Regions from separate parts of the Homo sapiens genome. Here region 2 is linked to region 1. A link is an interaction called in ENCODE POLR2A ChIA-PET data of the cell type or tissue named here. Cell type or tissue: MCF 10A. All regions are shown on one strand.

What was found. Peaks named below come from ENCODE experiments on the same cell type or tissue, not always from the same donor. Only the 100,000 strongest peaks of a DNase experiment are listed, where the experiment ranks them.
Region 2: POLR2A ChIA-PET joins it to region 1 with 5 read pairs; 2 of 35 experiments call an interaction of 5 or more read pairs at or near these places.

The regions. Positions count from the first base shown.
Region 1 is chr12:122,316,876-122,320,875 of GRCh38, forward strand. It overlaps CLIP1 (CAP-Gly domain containing linker protein 1), which reads right to left. Exons shown (of 26, transcript NM_001247997.2): 18 at 2,357-2,473. Among named protein-coding and RNA genes, the nearest start is that of VPS33A, 52 kb to the left of the region's middle. In MCF 10A, no CTCF peak of the experiment used is centred here; a DNase peak (open chromatin) is centred at 1,956.
Region 2 is chr12:122,243,038-122,247,037 of GRCh38, forward strand. VPS33A (VPS33A core subunit of CORVET and HOPS complexes) reads right to left here. Exons shown (of 13, transcript NM_022916.6): 7 at 1,532-1,725. Among named protein-coding and RNA genes, the nearest start is that of DIABLO, 19 kb to the left of the region's middle. In MCF 10A, no CTCF peak of the experiment used is centred here; no DNase peak of the experiment used is centred here.

The DNA of each region.
Region 1 (4,000 bases):
AACTTGATGAAATTATTTCATTTTCCAGTGACATGAATGAACAAATTATTCATGAAAATGTGTACTGAAAAGACAGATGAAATTAGTCACTCGCAAAAAAAAAAAGTCTCCTGGGTGAAGAGATTACAGATGACAAGTCTATTACAAACTGCAAACCTCCTCCTTACATTTAGTCTGATATATATATATCCTGTACACCTGGCCAAAAGGTCAAACTAGATTGCTACACAGAAGTAAAGTTTTCTTTTATCTTGTGTACAATTATCAGCACTTATCACTGAACTTGCTATTCAAATATGATTAAAAACAAGAAATAAAATGCAAAGCAATGACATCAGCAAGGATTATTCTTTGTAATGAAAAGAAACCCTTTTCTTTCCCCAAAGATTAGTGATTTAGGATACGATATTTTTCAATGTCAGTACCAGATTTACATAGTCCTCATTACAAAAATTATTTATTTGAATCAAAATTATTTGTAGACTGGAAAAAAATTTAGTTACCCATCTGAACTTGAACCTGAAGAGGAAAAAGCCATGTCGTGGGACTGAAGGGCACTTACACCCACCTGGCTCCATCATTGGCCCACGGGGATGCAGCCAGCTGAGGGCCTGGCTCTTGGTGGAAAGCCAGAGCTGTCACTGGGATGAGTGGGGATATGACTGATCATAGGCTGTGGCAGGTGGTTGGAGCTCTAGGTGCAGAGCCACCACCAAGGATGGTAGCTCATGTGGGCCTCCATTCCTCAAGGTGGCTCCTGGGGCCATGCTGGCTTTCTGGGCCTTGAGAAGTTGTCTCCTACAGCCAGAAAAGGGAGCTATCTCCTTTTGCCATGCCACATGCCACCAGTCAGGAGTCCTAGAAAATGTCTTGCTAGTTTTACAACTACCATCTTCCTTTTAACACCTAACATTCCAGATTAACAGAACAAGAAAAATAAAATATCACAATGGGTCCGAAAATATGGTTCATCCAACCCTGAATTCTGGCTATAACAAAGACACCAAGGGATCTGTTATAGAACGACACAGTTCCCCCTGGTTCCACTGCTGCAGGTTAGACACATTCCCTAAAATCCTCTCATTTACTTCAGCTTCTAATTTTGATTAACAGCTATGATTTTTTAATGCTTTTATACTTTTAGTTTAAGTCATCTTCTCTTAGGATTGTCAGTTCTATAAATGTACTTCCTTCTATGTGAAGTGTTGTTATTTATCATATCATTACCTCCAAATGTTCATCTCCTTTGAAAAGTTGATCCTTGACCTCCACAATGAGGAGGCCTGGTCTTTACAGTGGCTCCTCAGTTTGGCCACTGCCTCCCCCTTGCTTTCCTTCCTTAATGTCTTACCTGCCTATTACTTTTAAAAGTATCTGGGCTGGGCGTGGTGGCTCATGCCTGTAATCCCAGCCCTTTGGGAGGCCAAGGTGGGAGGATCACGAGGTCAGGAGTTCCAGAACAGCCTGGCCAACATGGCAAAACTCCGTCCCTACTTAAAATACAAAAATTAGCCAGGCGTGGTAGTGGGCACCTGTAATCCCAGCTACTCGGGAGGCTGAGGCAGGAGAATCACTTGAACCCAGGAGGTGGAGGTTGCAGTGAGCCGAGATCATGCCATTGCACAACAGCCTGGGCAACAAGAGCAAGACTCCATCTCAAAACAACAACAACAAAACAAAACAAAAAAAGCAACAACAACAAAAAAGCATCTGAAGTTCCACAGGACTTCACATAACCATTTTGGTGCCTCAGTCGGCTTAGGATTTAGATAACAGCTTTCCAAATGAAGAAAGGGTTGGTATGAGCTAGGAGGGTGGGAGCAGGGAAATCCAAAGAGGAGGAGAAATGCCACAGAAGGAGAAATGCTACTTGTGGACAGAATCAAAATATCTTGACGCCACATATTTGTCCCTGCTCCAAAAGTGACTCATTCAAGATGACACAAAAGGAAATCAGTACTGAATTGGGCCAAGAAAAGGCCTACATCAGACTCAGGGCTGAGGAAGAAAACTTAGTGGCTCAAAGTTGGGAAAGAGAAGAGAAAAAACAATGTGTGTGATGTAAGATCAAGGATACAAAAGCTAGAGCAGGCCATCAGTACCTCCTCTCACTAGTGCCATCAGTAAACAGTCACCTTAGCCACACTATTAGGATTTTTTCCTCAATTTGTAAAGTTGATCCTAATAAGTAATGAAGTGATACACTTTATTTAAGATTATCGTGGCTCTGGCATGCATTTCAAACCTGTGTAAAGTCACACACTTCAAAAACATAAGCAATCCTGAGTCAGTGACCAAACATTCTACCAAGTTGGTAAGCTGTTCTTTGTATAAAAAGCTATTTAAATCTGATTACTTCATTCTGTAGTTTTGCATTTGTTTGCTTGGTGTCCTCCAAGGAGGCCAGAGTCTCAGTCTTCTCTTTGGTCATCTGTTCCATTATCTGCATGGCATCTTCCGCTGTTTGAGCAGCCTAAATACAAGGAAACACTGTGAGAAATGAGGACAGCCCTCGCCAACACCGTTAGGTGAGGATCGGGCTGTGCTGTTCAGGCAGCACTCAGTGTCTGTGTGGGTAAGGGAGGCACACAGAGAGGGTGAATCAGTCACAATCCAGTGCTGAAACAGACGGACCAGGACAGGAAAGGTCTTTACTCTGAAGTAGAATATGCAGACCCTTTCCTGCCATTTTTCAATGTCAATTGTTATGCAATTTGCATGTAAACATACATCTTCCAGTGAAAGTTCCAAATGACACTGGCAAGCATGCTCCCTTCATTCTGACTTATGTTTGAGAGACCGTTCGGAGGTAACAATGAATAACATCCTTATATAGCTGAATTTCTTGGAATCATATTTATTATTATAAGTTTAAAATACCATCCTTGCTATTTCAAATCTGGGGCTTTCAAAGTCACTCAAATTTAGGCTGAGAATTTTTCAAATAAATATAAAAATTATTTGGGCACTTCTAACATAAGGCTCAAGTGTTTAACGAGAAGCATTTAATGCAAGTTGTGGGTAATGAATAAAAACACGGCTGTGAATAAAAAGATGCATATGGAGACAAATTCTTAGCTGTTAACTATCAAAATTAATTATAAAAAGTTAGATATAGGCCGGGCGCAGTGGCTCACGCCTGTAATCCCAGCACTTTGGGAGGCCGAGGCAGGCGGATCACGAGGTCAAGATATTGAGACCATCCTGGCCAACATAGTGAAACCCCGTCTCTAATAAAAATACAAAAAACTAGCTGGCCGTGGTGGCGGGTGCCTGTAGCTACTTGGGAGGTGGGGCAGGAGAATGGTGTGAACCTGGGAGGCGGAGGTTGCAGTGAGCTGAGATTGCGCCACTGCACTCCAGCCTGGCGACACAGCGAGACTCCGTCTCAAAAAAAAAAAAAAAAGTTAGATGTAAAAATAACCATAAAAATAAATGAAAATATAGCTAGGCATGGTAGCATGTGCCTACAGTCCCAGCTACTCAGGGAGCTGAGACGGGAGGATTGCTTGAGCCCAGGAGGTGGAAAGTAGCCTGGGAAACACAGCAAGATTCCCACCTCTAAAAAAATAAATTAATTAACAGGCCAGGCGCAGTGGCTCATGCCTGTAATCCTAGCACTTTGGGAGGCCGAGGCAGGCAGATCACAAGGTCAGGAGTCAATATGGTGAAACCCAGTCCCTACTAAAAATACAAAGCTTAGCCGGGTGTGGCAGCACGCACCTGTAGTCCCAGCTACTCAAGAGGGTGAGGCAGGAGAATCGCTTGAACCCGGGAGGCAGAGGTTGCAGTGAGCCAAGGTCACACCACTGTACTCCAACCTGGGTGACAGAGCGAGACTCTTTTTTTTTTTTTTAGGCAGTCTCATTCTGTCACCAGGCTGGAGCGCAGTGGTGCAATCTCAGCTCACTGCAACCTCCGCCTCCCTGGTTCAAGTGATTCTCCTGCCTCAGCCTCCTGAGTAGCTGGAACTACAGGCCCACATCACCACACCGGGCTA
Region 2 (4,000 bases), 74 kb before region 1:
AGCAAATGCCTCAGAGTCTGTCTTCCAATGTACCAGCTTAAACACTGTGTCAGTATTTTGTGGACATCTGAGTATTGGTGAAAGATAGTACTATATAAACCATACAAATTTCTGAGTAAAAAACTAAGACAAAAAATTATGTTTAGAGGGTACCATAAAGAGGAAAAGTTTCCTGTGTAACAGAAAAAAATCCATTTTTTCTGTTGACCCTCAGTCTTTTATTTGATGTTGAGACAGGGTCTCTGTCGCCCAGGCTGGAGTGCAGTGGTGTCATCACAGCTCACTGCAGCCTCCGCCTCCTAGGCTCCTACCTCAGCCTCCCAAGGAGCTGGGATTACAGGCACACGCCACTGCCCAGCTAGTTAAAAAAAAAAAAAGTTTTGTAGAGACAGTGTCTTGCTGTGTTGCCCAGGCTGGTCTAGGACTTCTGGGCTCAAGCGATCCTCCTGCCTCAGCCTCCGACAGTGCCGGGATGACAGGCGTGAGCCACTGTGCCTGGCCTGAACCTTAGTCTTGAGTATAGTCTATGAACAAAGCGAACATAGCTTGGTGATGATAATATTTTTTGGCAAAATTTAATAACTTAAACCAAAAGTAACTTCAGAAATATGAAAATCAATTAATGAACATAATTCCTGAGAAAGATAAAATCTGGAATTACATGGCCTAGTTCCAAGCCAGCCTGGGCAACGCAGGAAGTCCCCATCTCTACAGAAAAAAAAACAACAAAAAACTCTGCCAGGCATGATGGCATGTGCCTGTGGTCCCAGCTACTCGGGAGGCTGAGGTGGGAGGATTGCTTGAGCCTGGGAGGTAGCAGCTCAGTAAGCCATGATTGTACCACTACACCCATCCTGGGAGACAAAGCGAGACCCTGTCAAAAAAAAATCTAGAACTACATACTCAGTGAAAAATTCATTTTCAAAAACTTCCCATTTATGTTTCCAAAGTTGAAATATTCAGACTTTATGATCTTGTTGAATTCCCATGTTTCAAAAAGGAGCCTGAGCAAGAATAAACTAGTGAACGGGCAAGAGGAGGCAGGAAGGTGATAATGAAGCCACCAATTTCAAAGCTCGGGGTTGCTGGGGATTTCAGTCTCATTATCACCTGCCACACGTGCTGACTTCCCCTGCCGCAGTCACACTGGCTAAACTTGAGTTTTCAGCATGAACCACAAGTTCTATTATAGAGGATTCTTTATTTGTAGTACAGATGGCTTCCTCTTAGGCAAGGTAGGAAATAATTTAAGACGATAAAGCAAATGTTTATGATGGAAGTCTGTAAACTGCACACACTTGCGCCTCCACCTACCCTCCACACAAAAAGAACTTTACGCAACGCGGGTCTGAGAAAGTTTAAAATGAAAACCTCGGATCTTCCAATACTGAATCTGCAGTTACTGAAGATGAGAAAAGTTGCATTGAAGCCTGGTTTAATGGCTACATATTTTTGGAGCTCTTATTCCCCTCAGGGGTGGGCATCTACCTGAGGCCTAGAGTTGCAGAATGACACCCAAAACTTGCCTCACCTCGAATGCTGCAGAGATGATCTTTGCTTTCTTGCTGAGCACAGAGCCAACTGCGTTGAAGTTCTTATCTCGGATCTCAGCATAGAGCTCCTCTGCAGAATTCAGCTGCAGCTTCTTTGCTTCCGTGGGGAGGTCCTTACCACCATCGCCCTGTTTCTTAGGTGCAAATTTCTCTGGAGGTAATTTCACATAACCTGAGCAGCAGTGGAAGGGAATAAGCACCTGTGTGCAATGACTGGAAGAACCAATCCGGTAACCAAGCACAAAACAGAATTTCCAACTCAGGAGAAAATGGAAGACGGCAAACGACACATAGCTCTGAGCTTTTGATTTTCCATGATCAAAGTACAGGAAGTAGTGACTCTAATACTGATACCACAGTTCTCATTATCTTTGGGGCACCTATATAAACCACATGCAGCAATGTCCACTTCCTAAACTTATTCAGGGATTAGGTCACTTTTCCACTCAGAAAACTTTCAAGGATCTCCCCATTGACTTTTAGTATTTTTTCAAACTGTAGATCATGTTCCATTAGTGGATCATGAAATCAAGCTGGTGGGTTGCAAGTAGCATCTTAAAACCAAAACCAAACGAAACCAAAACAAAACAACAGTACCAAAAACAGCACAGAGTAGAAAATACAAAAGCTTATCACACGCTGTTAGAGAAGCTAGTGGTGGCTTCGTTTTATTTTTTTTTTAAATAAAACTTTTGTTTCAGTTTAACATGCACATGCATACATGTGTGTATATACTGGCTCATGATATAAAATACATTTCTTACTGTGGATTGGAATCCAAAATAGTTTAAAAGCCATCCTAGAACAAGAATTAGAAACTACGGTCTGAGGACCAAACTCTGTTCACGTTCTGTTTTTTTTTTTTTTTTTGAGACGGAGTTTCACTCTTGTCACCCAGGCTGGAGTGCAATGGCACGATCTCGGCTCACTGCAACCTCCACCTCCTGGGTTCAAATGATTCTCCTGCCTCAGCCTCCTGAGTAGCTCAGATTATAGGCACCCACCACCATGCCCGGCTAATTTTCTTGTATTTTTAGTAGAGACAGGGTTTCACCATGTTGGCCAGGCTGGTCTTGAACTCTTGTCTTCAGGTGAGCCACCCTCCTGGGCCTCCCAAAGTGCTGGATTACAGGTGTGAGCCACCATGCCCAGCCCACTTTCTGTTTTTGCAAATAAAGTTTTATTGGCACATGGCCACAGCTATTCTTTTTGTATTGTCTATGGCTACTTTCACATGACAATGACAGAGACAAGGAGGTTCCTCTGTATGACCTGCACTTTGTAACAAGCAAAAGCCTAAAATACTTACTATCTGGGTCTTTATAGAAAAAGCTGTACACCCTGATCTAGAATAAGCTTCCAAATTCCTTAGCATGGTATCCACTTCCTCTGCGAAGTAGCCTTAATCTCCTTCTCCCTACTCTGCTCCTGCCAAGCCAAGTGAGTCCCTATTTTCCTGGAACACCCCACATGTGCTCATGAACTACGGATGGCATGGAGCTGGTGTAACTCTGCAGTAAAGCAATTTGGCAACATGTACCAAGTGCCTTTCACCCCAAAAATCCTGCATCAGGGAATCCAGGGAAAGAAAATAATCTGATATATGAAAAAAATCTTATGTAGGCTGGGCACAGTGGCTCACGCCTGTAATCCCAGCACTTTGAGAGGCTTAGGTGGGAGGATCTCTCTCTCTCTCTTATTTTATTTATTTATTTATTTATTTATTTAAGAGGGAGTCTCGCTCTCTCGCCCAGGCTGGAGTGCAGTGGCGTGATCTCAGCTCACTACAACCTCCACCTCCCGGGTTCAAGCGATTCTCCTGCCTCAGCCTCCTGAGTAGCTAGGATTACAGGCGCCCGCCACCACACCCGACTAATTTTTGTACTTTTAGTAGAGACGGGTTTCACCATGTTGGCCAGGCTGGTCTCGAACTCCTGACCTCAGATGATCCGCTCACCTCAACCTCCCAAAGTGCTGGGATTACAGACATGAGCCAGTGTGTCCAGCCACTTTTTGGTTTTTTAATTGAGACACAGTCTCAGTCTGTCACCCAGACTGGAGTGCAGTGGCACGATCTCGGCTCACTGCAACCTCCACCTCCCAGGTTCAAGCAATTCTCCTGCCTCAGCCTCCCAAGTAGCTGGGATTATAGCCACCCGCCACCATACCTGGCTAATTTTTTTTTGTATTTAGTAGAAATGGGGTTTCACTATGTTGGTCAGGCTGGTCTCGAACTCCTGACCTCAGGTGATTGGCCCGCCTTGGCCTCCCACAGTGCTAGGATTACAGGCATAAGCCACCATGCCTGCCCTATACTGTGGATTTTAATGTAACGATTACAGTATGCATACACTAGGAAAATGCTCATTAGCATACCAAATCAAAACTCAGGTTTGAAACTATTTGTACAACCTGATTCCATTTTTTGTTAACTACAATAAACTACA